Regions from separate parts of the Homo sapiens genome. Here region 1 is linked to region 2. Evidence: chromatin contacts called from ENCODE Hi-C or POLR2A ChIA-PET data. All regions are on one chromosome and are shown on one strand. Each heading gives the region's core, a stretch centred on a gene start or an enhancer-like site at or near the end of the contact. The rest is flanking DNA. Distances are from core to core; before and after follow the strand shown. Region 1 overlaps LDLRAD4 (low density lipoprotein receptor class A domain containing 4). Region 2 overlaps LDLRAD4 (low density lipoprotein receptor class A domain containing 4).

What was found. A loop is a pair of places that touch in the nucleus more often than their neighbours do. ChIA-PET counts read pairs that join two places held with the same protein, here RNA polymerase II (POLR2A). Pooled maps may share reads with other maps.
Region 1: a loop to region 2 is called in a map of ascending aorta, with 2.5 times the contacts of the local background. The contact joins two enhancer-like sites. A Hi-C loop is called at or near these places in 1 of 168 maps with a recorded cell type or tissue (ascending aorta), 1 of 37 single-sample maps with no recorded cell type and 3 of 50 pooled maps. POLR2A ChIA-PET finds 5 or more read pairs at or near these places in 1 of 52 experiments (activated CD4-positive, alpha-beta T cell).

What each region holds. Positions count from the first base shown.
Region 1 is chr18:13,494,546-13,501,548 of GRCh38, reverse strand. The region is part of intron 4 of LDLRAD4 (low density lipoprotein receptor class A domain containing 4); the gene reads right to left. Among named protein-coding and RNA genes, the nearest start is that of LDLRAD4-AS3, 27 kb to the right of the region's middle. RefSeq lists an enhancer at 652-1,309. Within about 2 kb of position 1,273, at least 15 of the 41 ENCODE cell types and tissues checked have a DNase peak (open chromatin) inside an H3K27ac peak, as active enhancers do; they include ascending aorta, where a contact is called at or near this core.
Region 2 is chr18:13,314,645-13,321,108 of GRCh38, reverse strand. The region is part of intron 2 of LDLRAD4 (low density lipoprotein receptor class A domain containing 4); the gene reads right to left. Among named protein-coding and RNA genes, the nearest start is that of C18orf15, 78 kb to the right of the region's middle. RefSeq lists enhancers at 1-329, 1,796-2,297. Within about 2 kb of position 1,254, at least 2 of the 41 ENCODE cell types and tissues checked have a DNase peak (open chromatin) inside an H3K27ac peak, as active enhancers do; they include ascending aorta, where a contact is called at or near this core.

The sequences.
Region 1 (7,003 bases), core at 24-2,523, 180 kb before region 2:
GAGGAGGGAAAGAGAAAGAAAGGAATTAAGGGTGAGACCCAGACAGACAGACAGACAGACAGGCTCAAGGAAACTGTGTTCCCTGGGGTCTGGGCCATGCAGCCGTCGGCAGGTACTCAGCTCTTCTCGGCGCAGACTTGCTTAGCATGGCAATCGGCTGTCTGCCCAGGAGGATGAGGTAATGTCTAGGTTTAATGCCAAAATCTCTCTCACTGGCAGGACACATCGGGTAAATATTTCTACTGCAGGAGACCACATTCATTTGATGCTACTGCCAGTTTTATTATTGTTATTATGCTCATTAATATTAATACTCAGCCACTGTACCTATTTAAGATTGAAGAGGAGAAAGGCAAGGTTTTGCTGAAATCATGATAGCAGGTGCAGGGGGAAGAAAGTAGCCCCTACTCCACCCCCCGGCCTCAATCTCCCGCTAACAACAGTTACAGCACCAGCCTTCTGCAATCCCTTCCATCATCCTCAGCTGCACAGAGACCCCCTGCAACTTCCTCTCCAGGTGGCTGTAAATCTGGGACCTAGCAGTGACAATGGGTTTGGGGCGGGTGGGCATGAGGGGCTTGAAGGCTCCTTGAAGCGACCTTCCTAGTTATAATATTTGAAAATGTAGAATAATTTATGGGTCAGATTGCCAATGGTTCCTTCTCCTTTCTAAAAACCAATTCTGAATTTGCTTCACCATATTTTTGATGATGTGTTTTATGGCCTCACAAACTCCCAGCTGGTTCCCTCGATGATCTCGTCTCTGTGGTTACTGTCAACAATCCACATTCGTGTTGTGGCATATCATCTTACAGAAGCATTTAAAGCAGCTCAGGGCTTCTTTCCTCTGATGTAGATTTTCTCCATTGTTACTCAACGAGGCTCTGACATCAGCCTCCTTTCAGTTCAAAAGACAGGACGTTTTTCTGGGAGTCAGGAACTGAATGCAGAACTTCCCGCGGGCTTCACAAAGGACCGCCGAAAGGGACAGTCACACACTGCCATGGATGTGGTCTCCTCTCTGAGGAGCTGGGAATAACGCTGCCCTCCCACAGGCGCTGCTCCCAGGAGGGGCGGGAAAGCATGATGCCAAAGGGCAGTTTCAAAACTGGGCCCCGGGGAGCAGCAGCGTTAGGTGTGGACAACATGAAAAAGCACCTAAGACCCAGTGCTGTCCTGCAATGAGACAGAGACGCGGCCACTGTCCCGCACAGCCCCACGGGCAGAGGAGGCGCTCCAGAGGAGGGACTTTGAGAGACGACGCAATGTGCCTGCTGTGGGAAGTCACAAGACAGCTGCTATTCCCGGGCCGTCAGGGCCAGGCCAGCCTGGCTAGCTGCTGAGAGGGTCTGCACAGTGACTCCATGAGGTTAGCAAAATATATATATTTTTAAAGCCTAGCAACCTTTCCTAAACATTTTTTTTTAATCACCAAAACATCACATTGTAAGGAGTTTCAGATTATTCCCAACATTTCCCAATGTCAAGTCTTGGACAACATGTCTGCACCAAACATGTGCTTCTAAATAGAAAACCGAAAGTCCCTGTCAATCAGGAAGGTAACACTCTGGAGAGGAGGAGGAAAGGAAGTGAGACAGTGCTGGTGTCTTTTGTCATTAGGACAGTGGAGATGCGGCTGCTTGACCCAAGCAGCATACTGGAAGGACAGCTGAGAGCAAAAACGGAAAGGGAGCGTGGAGGTTTTCACAGCAGGACGTGTGTGGGCAGAAGGATTCTCCAGTGTCCACAGCAGGATACGTGTGTGGAGATGGATTCTCCAGTGTCCACGGCTGGACGTGTGTGGCAAAAAGGATTCTCCAGTGTCCACGGCGGGACATGTGTGGAGATGGATTCTCCGGTGTCCATGGCAGGACGTGTGCGGCGAGAAGGATTCTCCAGTATCCACAGCGGGACGTGTGTGAGTAGAAGGATTCTCCAGTGTCCACGGCAGGATGTGTGTGGCGAGAAGGATTCTCCAGTGTCCACGGTGGGAAGTGTGTGGCGAGAAGGATTCTCCAGTGTCCACGGCGGGACGTGTGTGGCAAGAAGGATTCTCCAGTATCCACGGCGGGACGTGTGTGAGTAGAAGGATTCTCCAGTGTCCACGGCAGGACGTGTGTGGCGAGAAGGATTCTCCAGTGTCCATGGTGGGAAGTGTGTGGCGAGAAGGATTCTCCAGTGTCCACGGCAGGACGTGTGTGGCAAGGATTCTCCAGTATCCATGGCGGGACGTGTGTGAGTAGAAGGATTCTCCAGTGTCCACGAAAGGACGTGTGTGGCGAGAAGGATTCTCCAGTGTCCACGGTGGGAAGTGTGTGGCGAGAAGGATTCTCCAGTATCCACAGCGGGATGTGTGTGAGTAGAAGGATTCTCCAGTGTCCACGGCGCGACGTGTGTGTGAGTAGAAGGATTCTCCAGAGTCCACGGCGGGACGTGTGTGGTGAGAAGGATTCTCCAGTGTCCACGGCGGGATGTGTATGGCGAGAAGGATTCTCCGGTGTCCACGGCAGGACGTGTGTGGCAAGAAGGATTCTCCAGTGTCCACGGCGGGACGTGTGTGGAGATGGATTCTCCAGTGTCCACAGCAGGACATGTATGGCGAGAAGGATTCTCCGGTGTCCACGGTGGGACGTGTGTGGCGAGAAGGATTCTCCAGTGTCCACGGCGGGACGTGTGTGGCGAGAAGGATTCTCCAGTGTCTACGGCTGGGGACATGTGTGGGGAGGATTCTCCAGTGTCCACGGCGGGACGTGTGTGGGGAGAAGGATTCTCCAGTGTCCACGGCGGGATGTGTGTGGGCAGAAGGATTCTCCAGTGTCCACAGTGGGACACGTGTGGCAAGAAGGATTCTCCAGTGTCCACAGCAGGACGTGTGTGGGGAAAAGGATTCTCCAGTGTCCACAGTGGGACACGTGTGGCAAGAAGGATTCTCCAGTGTCCACAGCAGGACGTGTGTGGGGAGAAGGATTCTCCAGTGTCCACAGTGGGACGTGTGTGGCGAGAAGGATTCTCCAGTGTCCACAGTGGGACACGTGTGTCAAGAAGGATTCTCCAGTGTCCACGGCGGGACGTGTGTGTGGAAAAGGATTCTCCAGTGTCCACGGCGGGATGTGTGTGGCGAGAAGGATTCTCCAGTGTCTATGGCTGGGGACGTATGTGGGGAGGATTCTCCAGTGTCCACGGCGGGATGTGTGTGGGGAGAAGGATTCTCCAGTGTCCACGGCAGGACGTGTGTGGGCAGAAGGATTCTCCAGTGTCCACAGTGGGACGTGTGTGTGGAAAAGGATTCTCCAGTGTCCACGGCAGGACGTGTGTGTGGAGAAGGATTCTCCAGTGTCCACGGCAGGACGTGTGTGTGGAGAAGGATTCTCCAGTGTCCACAGAGGGACGTGTGTGGCGAGAAGGATTCTCCAGTGTCCATGGCAGGACTTGTGTGGGCAGAAGGATTCTCCAGTGTCCACAGCAGGACGTGTATGGCGAGAAGGATTCTCCAGTGTCCATGGCGGGACGTGTGTGGAGAAGGATTCTCCAGTGTCCACGGCAGGACTTGTGTGGGCAGAAGGATTCTCCAGTGTCCACAGCAGGACGTGTATGGCGAGAAGGATTCTCCAGTGTCCATGGCGGGACGTGTGTGGGCAGAAGGATTCTCCAGTGTCCACAGTGGGACACGTGTGGCAAGAGGGATTCTCCAGTGTCCACGGCGGGACGTGTGTGGGAAGAAGGATTCTCTGGTGTCGTTTTCGCTGGCTCCTCACTCCCAGCTAACAAAGTGTTTCTTCCCATTGTAGCTTTGGCTTTCAGAAGTCAGCCTTCTTTCCTCCCCAAAGGGAGGGCTTTCCTCACATAAAAGAAAATTAAGGCTCCCCCATATGTGTTTTGACCTGGTATTATGGCATGAAAGCCACTTGCACCTTCTTACAAAGTCTTAGTGAACTACTTCTGAAAAATGGTAATAATTAAAAAGGGTTAAAAATACACAGTAGTCAGCCTTTTAAAAACATTACAAGACTGACACAGCAGGCATGTGAAAAAAGAAGGAAAAAAAAAAAACACTACAAGAGCCACCCTTTTGCCAGGCCCAGTGGCTCAGGCCTATAATCCCAGCACTTTGGGAGGCCGAGGCAGGAGGATCACTTGAGGCCAGGAGTTCATGACCAGCCTGGGCAACATAGTGAGACCTTGTCTCTACAAAAAAAACAAACAAATTAGCTAGGCATGGTGGCATGTCCCGGTAGTCCCAGCTATTCCGGAGGCTGAGGCAGGAGGATTGCTTGAGCCCAGGAAGTCAAGACTGCAGGGAGCTGTGATCACTGCACTCCAGCCTGGGTGAGAGAGTGAGACCCCATCTCTAAAAAATAAAAAGAACCCTTCTTTAAGTTGAAATAAAAGGAAGCTAAATAAAATGCTCTGTAACTAAGCAGTCTCCACTTTATTTAGACTAGAGAATGCTCATTATGAGTCAGGCAGCAGGCTGGATGGAAATTACTAATTAATTGAACATTATGGCTTAAAACACAGTAATTCATCTTACTTACTGCTTTTCTTGAATACATGCGCATTTCTTAGGTTTTGTTAAGCTAATGAAAGGTCATGTTTAAAGGTTATTAATGGGGAAGTTCTCATTCTGAGGTTGCTTGGCTTCACCTGTCTTCAAGTCCACTGGGGTGCCCAGGTTCGGGCTGGCTGCCTTGAGATTTGCTGGACAAATAGACGTGTGGGCATGACATTTTATACTATGTGGTTTTAATTCTGGTTTGCATTAATGCAGTGGTTTTGTGGTAACTGCCACAAACCTTGAAATCACACCCTTTCCCTCCCACCTCCCAATCCCTTTATTAACCTCGAGTATGGGGGACTTTGACTCTGATACCAGAACCAAGAGTCAGATTTCTGTGGTGTCCTCCTCTCGGAAAACATCAAATGACGTGACCCAGTTCGGTGCTGATGCTTGAGTCTCCCTAATTCGAAACACTAAATTTAACTGGGTACTTTAAAGGCTGAATTTCGATCTCCTCCGTTCTTCCTCTCCACAGGGGACATGGCTCAACTTCCACACGAAAGATTTAGGTCAGATGAAAAGATGGTATTAAAAATCTTCAACAAAAGATTTGTTAAGCATTAGACTGTGCTATTGCCTGTAGAAACCTCATCCCCTGAAAATCTTTTAATAGAATCAAGAAGAGACTGGGGTCATCTAATCCACCCCCTGACTTCAGGCCAGACCCCACTAAAATTGTTCTGGGCAAGTAAGGCCGCCACATTTTTAAGGTGGATGTTTTGTGTTTCCAGAGGAACAGACTCCACCATCTTCCTGAACAACGCACACGATTTCCTGACAGTCTCCACGACTCAGGATTTATTTCCTTATGATTAACCTAATCTCCAAAGCCACCACAGCACTCACTTCCTCCTGTGCCCTCACTGGTACCCATGGCAAACAGCTGGTACCTGTCCCCTGCATACTCACCTTCCCTGTTCCTCTATACGCAGCCAAATCTCCTCGAGGCAGAGAAGGGAGGCCAGGCGGGTGGTGGGAGCGCCAGAAGAACCTGCAGTGTATTACAGGGTTTAGAAGGGGCCTGGGGAGCTGGGGAGGATGAAAAATCCGTGGGAAGAAACTCCACAAGGGCCCGGCAGCTGGAGGCCGAGGCGACCCGACTGAGCTAGAAGGTGATGGAGGTCTTCGCGCTCTCTGAACACTGCGCAGTGGCAGTGCTGGTGACGTTGCCGTATGATCCAGGCAGAGAAACAATCCTCCGAGTTTCAGTCGCCATCTCAGTACAAAATTAGTAACTCGACTTCCAAAAGACAGGGCTGGGCCCTACGACCTTTGAAGTCTTCTCTTGTTCTAGAATTTGTGAGTCTATTAATCTATTCCTGAGCCATCTTCACCACTCTAAAGGTTATTGACCCAATTCTTCAAGGCAGCTGAGGGAAGATTTCAGAATCCTCAGTGTATTTCTTCCCATTTTACTAAGCCACAGTATTAGTGACACCATCTTATACTTCAGGAATGGGGGAAATATGCCTTGGTATTTCCTCTAAAAGATAACTAAGTGGGATCCCGCAAGGGACAGCACCAAAGCTGCTTCTTAGGCTGGTGAATAGAAAACATTTGTTGACTGAAGGCAGGCTCAGAGAAACAGACGAGATACATTTACAATCTCAATTGTTTGTAGCATTTTAAGCCCTGAGATTCGTCAACTAAAGAAGGAAAGTGATTTGGGTTCTGTTCCTTTCTCAGAGCCCTCCCCGCACCGTATTCGCCTCGCTGGCCCTGGAACTGAAACCACCTCCCCACGCAGGGAGCGAGGCCATGAGACAAAATGATTCCTGATTGTAATTTATGATGAAACTGTAGATTTACTGGTGTACACTGGAATTTTAATAGTCTTTCCTCTGAATCCTGCTGCATAGCCCTTCTGAATAGTCCCATATATGTATATTCAGAGGTCATTTTCTCAGACAATGATTCACTCACTGTGAAAACTTGGCAGACTGGAAATCTCTCCTTGATGCCAAATGAGACCTTAAGGGCCACCCTAACTGCCAAGCTGGGAGGCGGGTCTCAGGGTTGAAGGCAAACGGGGTTCGCTTGTGCCTTAAGCTGAATATGAGCCCGTTCGGTTCCCTCTCACTAGTGTAACAACAGGAAAAAGCGGCCTTGAAGGACCACACATATAGGAAGAGAGGGTGAATTACAAATGACCATTGTTGAAGACTTCGTGAACAATCATTTAGTAATTCATTGATAAAGCCTTCATCCTGGGAGGCGCTAGGGGCACCCAAACTTCCTTAATTCCCACTGTGTCATTTATTCAATGTGTATGTGTATATATACACTGAATATACATATTTTTAATAATATATTATATTATTAAATATGTCTGTCTCCAGGCTGGAGTGCAGTGGTGCAATCATTTCTCACTGCAGCCTTAGTCTCCTGGGGCTCAAGGGATCCTCCCACCTCAGCTTTCCAAACTGCAGCAATTACAGGTGTGCA
Region 2 (6,464 bases), core at 5-2,504:
GAAGTTAACCACCTCTGCTTGCTGCCTTCATCAACACAAGAGGGCGGGGGAGCTGCAAAACCAAGTATCTCCAACTACGCTCTCCACACTGAACTCACTAGGGCTCACTGAAACAGTGCATTCATGCCTGGCCTCCAATTTACTTTTCCCCACCTGCAGACACAGGCGTGGCTTGTTATGTCCAGTCACGGAGAGGAGCCACCTTCTGGAGGGTCCCACTGGGAGGGAATGACAACAATCCTGTTAGGCTTTGAACTCCTGAATTAAACTTGAACACGGTCTACCAGATGCCATGGGCATTTGTGACACTCAGGGAACAATGAGGTCAACACGTCACACGTTACTCAAACGTAGAGTTGCCCCATTGCTCCCCGGCTCCACCCTGCCATTGCACCTGGCAGCGGGATTCCCACAGCCTGTGCTGAGCCTCACTGTTGGGGACTGCAGTGACCTTCCTCACCGTCACAGGACAGAAGATGCTTCTAAAACTACAAGTGTCCAGAAAGCAACTTGGGCCACCTTCTTACAGGCTGAGCTCTCTGTTACTGGAAGAATTCAAACAAAGTCAGGATTACCCTCTATCAGAGGGGATTCACTCTTCCATAAGGAATTATGCCAAGCAGTTTGAGAGCACTGGTCACTGCAGTCCCAGGGGGAGAGCAGCAGGCTCAGACAGGGTTAAAAGTAGTCTCTTCCCTCAATTAAAGGATGACTTTTCAATGTGTTCATTCATAAGGCTCCTTCCTAGATGAGAGGCAGCGGAAACGTAAAAATAAAGAAAAGGCAACAGATTACGTCAACACAGGACTTCACAGTGTCAGTCACCTAATACGACTAATGCAATCTTGAAAGCAGGATTCGCCAAGTCAGAGATGCAGCTAAAAGACTTGCGAATGATTCTTTTCCCTCAGAGGCGCAGCATTCTCTCTTGTAAACAGAAACGATGTATAAAACTACAGAAGATCTTATGATCAGATATGCAATAAAATATGTTATCTCATCCTAAAGTTGAAATCTCAGGATGGAGTCAACTATGATTCCTGCAACAATGCAGACAACACTGTTTTCAACTCAAAACATAATTTTTTATACTCTGTGAATAGGCCACACATAGTTTTTTGGTTTTGGTTTTTCATCCTTTCTTCCCTTGGGTATATCAGTCAAGGAATCATTTATTATAAAAATTATAATAGAAATGAGACATAGTGGCCTCAAGTAATGTCTCATGACCTGAGCTTTAAATCGTAAGTCTCAGAGCTATGAGGCAACTGTTCCCGGAAATATTGACCTCAAAGGTCATCTCATGCGGGGTTTCCAAAATTCAGCCCCTGGAATGCCCTTTTCATGGTTTTTGCCATAAATATAGACGATCTGTACTGTTTATTTCCTTATCATTTTTTGATAGACCTAATCACTCTTTTGGCTGAAAATAAGTTTATTTAAAAGGAGAACTGCTATTACTACCATAAATAGAAAGCCAGTATCCCTGGTCGTAAGTTACAGGCAAATCTAAAACACGCACACACAAAAATGAGAGAGTCATCTAGTGATAACTTTTAGAGAGAGACAAACTGAACTTAACAAGTGTTCCAAATGCTTAATGAATTTGTCTTTGCTGCAGGGAGAGGGTACAAGTCCTGCCTCCACCCACCTCTAGAACTCCAACTTTTCTGATGTATCCAAGACCAAGGATTGGTGTGGTGTCTGTAAACAAAATGCTGTCAAACAAAAGGAAACTCAGGAGCGAGCTGGCTCACGCACAGCAGCTGCACGACCTGGGCCAGCTGCCCCGCCACTGCGCACCTCTGTTACTCGCCCGTGAACTGGGACGAATCATACCCGCCGTGGCCACTTCAGAGGGGTGTTGTTCATTACGACAATCGATTCGTGTTTCTGCACCATAAAGTCCACATGAGCAAAAGGTGCCATGACAGAGAGGAGCAGCAGCTAAGTTAATCAATACTATGAAGTATTTAATAGGTATAAAGGGCTTCATGAGAAATAAGAGCTGCAGCAGCATTTAAAAACAGTGAATGACCTCACCCACTAAATGGCTTGATGTGTTCCAGACGTAGCAGGCCCTGAGTTCACCAACAGTTACTGTGAGTGCTGAGCTCCCCATCCATTCTTAAGCTCTCCTCATTTAAAGCCAGAAAGCTGCGCAACAAAGGAAGGGGACAGCGAGTCACTAGGGAAGGGGACTGCGGTCCGTGGTGGAGAGGGAGCATGACTCAGTGTAAAGTAAGAGGGCTTTTCTAACGTGGACAGGAACAGCACTGCCCACACACACCCACCAGACAGGAGCTCCATCACCCAGGGTCCTGCCTAGGTCTGTGGCCCAGGCAGCACCACAGTGACACAGACAGACACCAGACAGACACTGGCAGAGGCCACCTCCCGTCCACTGGCTTTGAAATCCCCGGAATGCCTAGCGGCACATTAAGAGCAGCATCAAGCTTTCCATTTGTCATCCAGTGCCATTTTAAACTCAGAAGGAGAAAAACACAAGAAATTTTAGTCTTATGGATGGGCATTTATTCTATTTTATGAGGTCACACTTAAGATTCACTATGAATCCCAGCATTTTGGGAGGCTAAGGCAGGTAAATCTCCTGAGGTCAGGAATTCGAGACCAGCCTGACCAGTATGGTAAAACCCCGTCTCTACTAAAAATACAAAAATTAGCCGGGTGTGGTGGCATGCACCTGTAGTCCCAGCTACTCAGGAGGCTGAGGCACGAGAATCGCTTGAACTCGGGAGGCGGAGGTTGCAGTGAACTGAGATCATGCCACCGCACTCCAGCCTGGGCGACAGAGGGAGACTCTGTCTCAAAAAAAAAAAAGATTTCACTATGAATTAAAGCTCCATCCCCAGAAATCAGCGATGGCCACAGGCAGCAGGGGAAGGAGGCAGTGGTGCGCAGGGAAAGCCGGAAGCTCCAGGTGAGCGGTCCTGCCTTGAAGGGACCCCTGCGCTGAACCCTCCCAGTGCTGACAACACTCAGGGAACAGTGACTTCACAAGGACAGGAAGCGAGGGACCGGACGAGTGGCAGATGTATACTCAACCACACGGTAATGCAGAAAATTCTATTCCAGATGACACAGAGAGACAAATATTTAACATAATGTGAAATTCAACTGTGTACACTGATAAAGATTAAAAGAAGACATAGATTCCTCTAGTAGAAACAGTTGGTGTCATATGATAAAAAATTTTTTCTTAAATGGCTTTTATTTTTATTATAGGAGTAACAAACGTTCATTGGAGAAAATACAAAAATAGAAATAAACAGAGAAGATAAAATCACCCATAATCCCACCACTCAGACAGAAACATTACTTATATTTTGGGTTATTCTTCCAGACTTTTCTCTATATGAATATAAACATACACATTTTTAACTGAAGTGGGATCACAGTGCACATACTGTCTTGTGACGTGCTTTCTTTAACTCAGCCTGCCTTGAATGTTGCCAGGTTCAACAGATACACTTCAACAATACTGTAAGGTCTTCCCAGTGGCACCCACGGAAAATAGACAGGTGTACCATTGTTCTACCAATCCTAATTGTTCAATTTATTAAAAAGATAAAGGATAACCAATTTCAAATATTAATTTTTTAAGTGATGAATGCCTTCTAGTGAAGAAATCTTATCTGTAAGTCCATCAAAATGAATTGAGACAAAAATGAAATACTCTTTCAGTAAAAAAATCATCTGAATAGCTGAGCAGGTCAGGATCTTCCATCCAAATTGCTTTGGGGATGTGTACCTTAGGCTTCGGGCTAAAGAAACTGGGAGTCTCTACAGGTTGAAGCTATCCCTGAGAGCTTAGGATACGTGTAGGGGCAATTTAAGAAATATCTTTTTTGTGGCTATAGACCCTGCCTTTACAGTAAACTATCATCCTTGGGAATTCACCTGTTACCACTGTGAGAAGCTGCTATCTTTGGCAATGCCCGATGCTTTGATGTCTGCTTCACCTGACATTGGTGCACCAGCTTCCTTATGGCTAGTGTGTGCACCGGGCATCCTTCTCCCTCCTTTCACTATCGTGCCTTCTGGATTCCTTCATCTAAGCACGTCTATCGTAAGCAGCAATTTTTTAAATATTCAGTTTGACAATCTCGGTATTAACTGGCATATTTAGTTCAGTTGCATTTTATGTAATTATGAAGTGTTTGAGTGAAAACTGACCATGTTGCTATCTGTTTTCTATTTATCCCATCTGTTTGGTTTGTACATCTCTCCCTTCTTACTTTCTTTTGGATTCACTGAGTACTTCTTATCGGTTCAGTTTTCCCTCCTCTGTCACCACATGCATCATGCATTATTAGTATTTTAGTGGTTACTTTGGAGATTGTAACATGTGTCCTAACTCACTAGTTCCCAAGAGAAATTAGTTCTCCAACAGCTTCCCTAACAACAGCAGCACCCACCCTCCACGTCCACCCTCAAGGCTGTTACCATCATGTGTTTTAATTCTGCCTGCACATCACACCCCACAAGGCACTGCTGTGACTTGCTGGTGACAGGTAGTCGCTGTCCACTCAGAACCACCCGTGGCTTTGCTGTTTACGTGGCTCTGCATTCCCTCCTACATTCCCATGCTTCCATCAGGACCCTTTATCCTTCCGCCTGAAGAATTTCCCTAATAATTTCTTCTACTATAGTTCTTCTGGTGACAAGTTCTGTCTGATTCCGTTTGTCTGAAAATGCCCTTTGGTGGCCTTCATTTTTGAATAGAATTCTAGGAAAAGAGTTACTTTCTCCACTTTAAAGACTGTCATTTCATCGTCATCTGATTTCTATGATCTCTGTGGAAAAGTCAGCTGTCAGCCGTAGAGCTGTCCTTTCACTCAGATGCACCTCCAGCTCCATCTACATTTCCACATTGCCTTGTGTTCTAGTTTTGCAGTGACATGTCAGGTGTGGTTCTCTGTGTATTTGCCATGTTTGGAGTTTGTAAAGTTTCTTGAATTTATGGCTTCATGTCTGACAGAGTTTGGGATACTTCTCAGCCAGTATCACTTCAAATCCTGCTGGCACCCCCATCTCTCTCCTCTCACCGTCCCTCACCTTTGCACGCTGGGCCTTTTCTCCACATCTCCGTGGCTCTCATGCTCTTTCCTCTATTTTTTCATTCTTTTCTTCTCTATGCCTCACTCTGGATATTTTCTGTCAATCTACAGTGCAGAGTTCACTCTCCTATGTGCAATCTGCTATCCAATTTATATTTAATTCTTCATTTCATTTATTGTATTTTTCATTCCCAGAATTTCCATTTAAGTCCAGTTTTATACATTCTTTTTTTTTTTTTTTTTTAGACGGAGTTTCACTCTTGTTGCCCAGGCTGGAGTGCAATGGCATGATCTCAGCTCACCACAACCTCCAACTCCCAGGTTCAAGCCATTCTCCTGCCTCAGCCTCCCAAGTAGCTGGGATTACAGACGTGTGCCACCACACCTGGCTAATTTTGTATTTTTAGTAGAGATGGAGTTTCTCCATGTTGGTCAGGCTGGTCTTGAACTCCCGACCTCAGGTGATCCTCCCGCCTCGGCCTCCCAAAGTGCTGGTGTGAGCCACCACGCCTGGCCTATACATTCCATTTTATTTGTGCAATTCTCCATCTTGTCCTCTACTTTCTTGAATATATTAATGATGATGCTTTTAAAATCTGTATCTCATTAGTCCAAAAACTACATCACCTGTTGCTGTTTCCATTGTTGGCTTTTACTCTTTCTCCTTCATCTTTTAATCATTTGGACCTTAATTTTTTATTGAAAACCAAACACTGTGTATTACAAACTAACAGGAGAACTGGAGGCCCTGGCCAATGTTATCATCCTTCAGAGAGCGCTGACTCTGGTTTCTGGCAGGCAGAGCAGGGCAGGGTGCCATAATCCTCTCTGAACTGAGTGGGTTCAAGGCTGAGTCCCGGTCTTTTGTGAAGGCTAAACTATTTCAGGTTTACTCTTATTCCTAGGTTGGGGTCAGGACCTAACAGGAAGTCTAGGTGCTTTCCAGGGCTCCTCCTCCTTGGCATGCCCTGAACTCCAAGTTTTGGTTCCCCTAGTCTTTAAGAATAGCCTTCTGGCTGGGTGTGGTAATTCTCATCTGTTATCCCAGCATTCTGGAAGGCCAAGGCAGGAGGATCCCTTGAGGCCAGCCTGGGCAACGTACGAGAACATCTCTACAACAACAACAACAATAATAATAATAGCTTTCCCTTCTCATAGCCTCTGAGCTAACACATCAGCAAATGCCTTGAGGAGAACACAAGTGCAGATTACTAGGCTCACCTTAATATTTTCCCTTCTCCCCAGGATCTCGGTCTCTTACACTCACACAGCCTTTGTAGCTAAAACTCTACGTTTTGTCTCCCAGCCCTACAAGACTGCCACAAGCTCCATGCATGGTCCTAGTTTTCTGGACACCACTTTCTGTTTTGTTCTTCACCTATC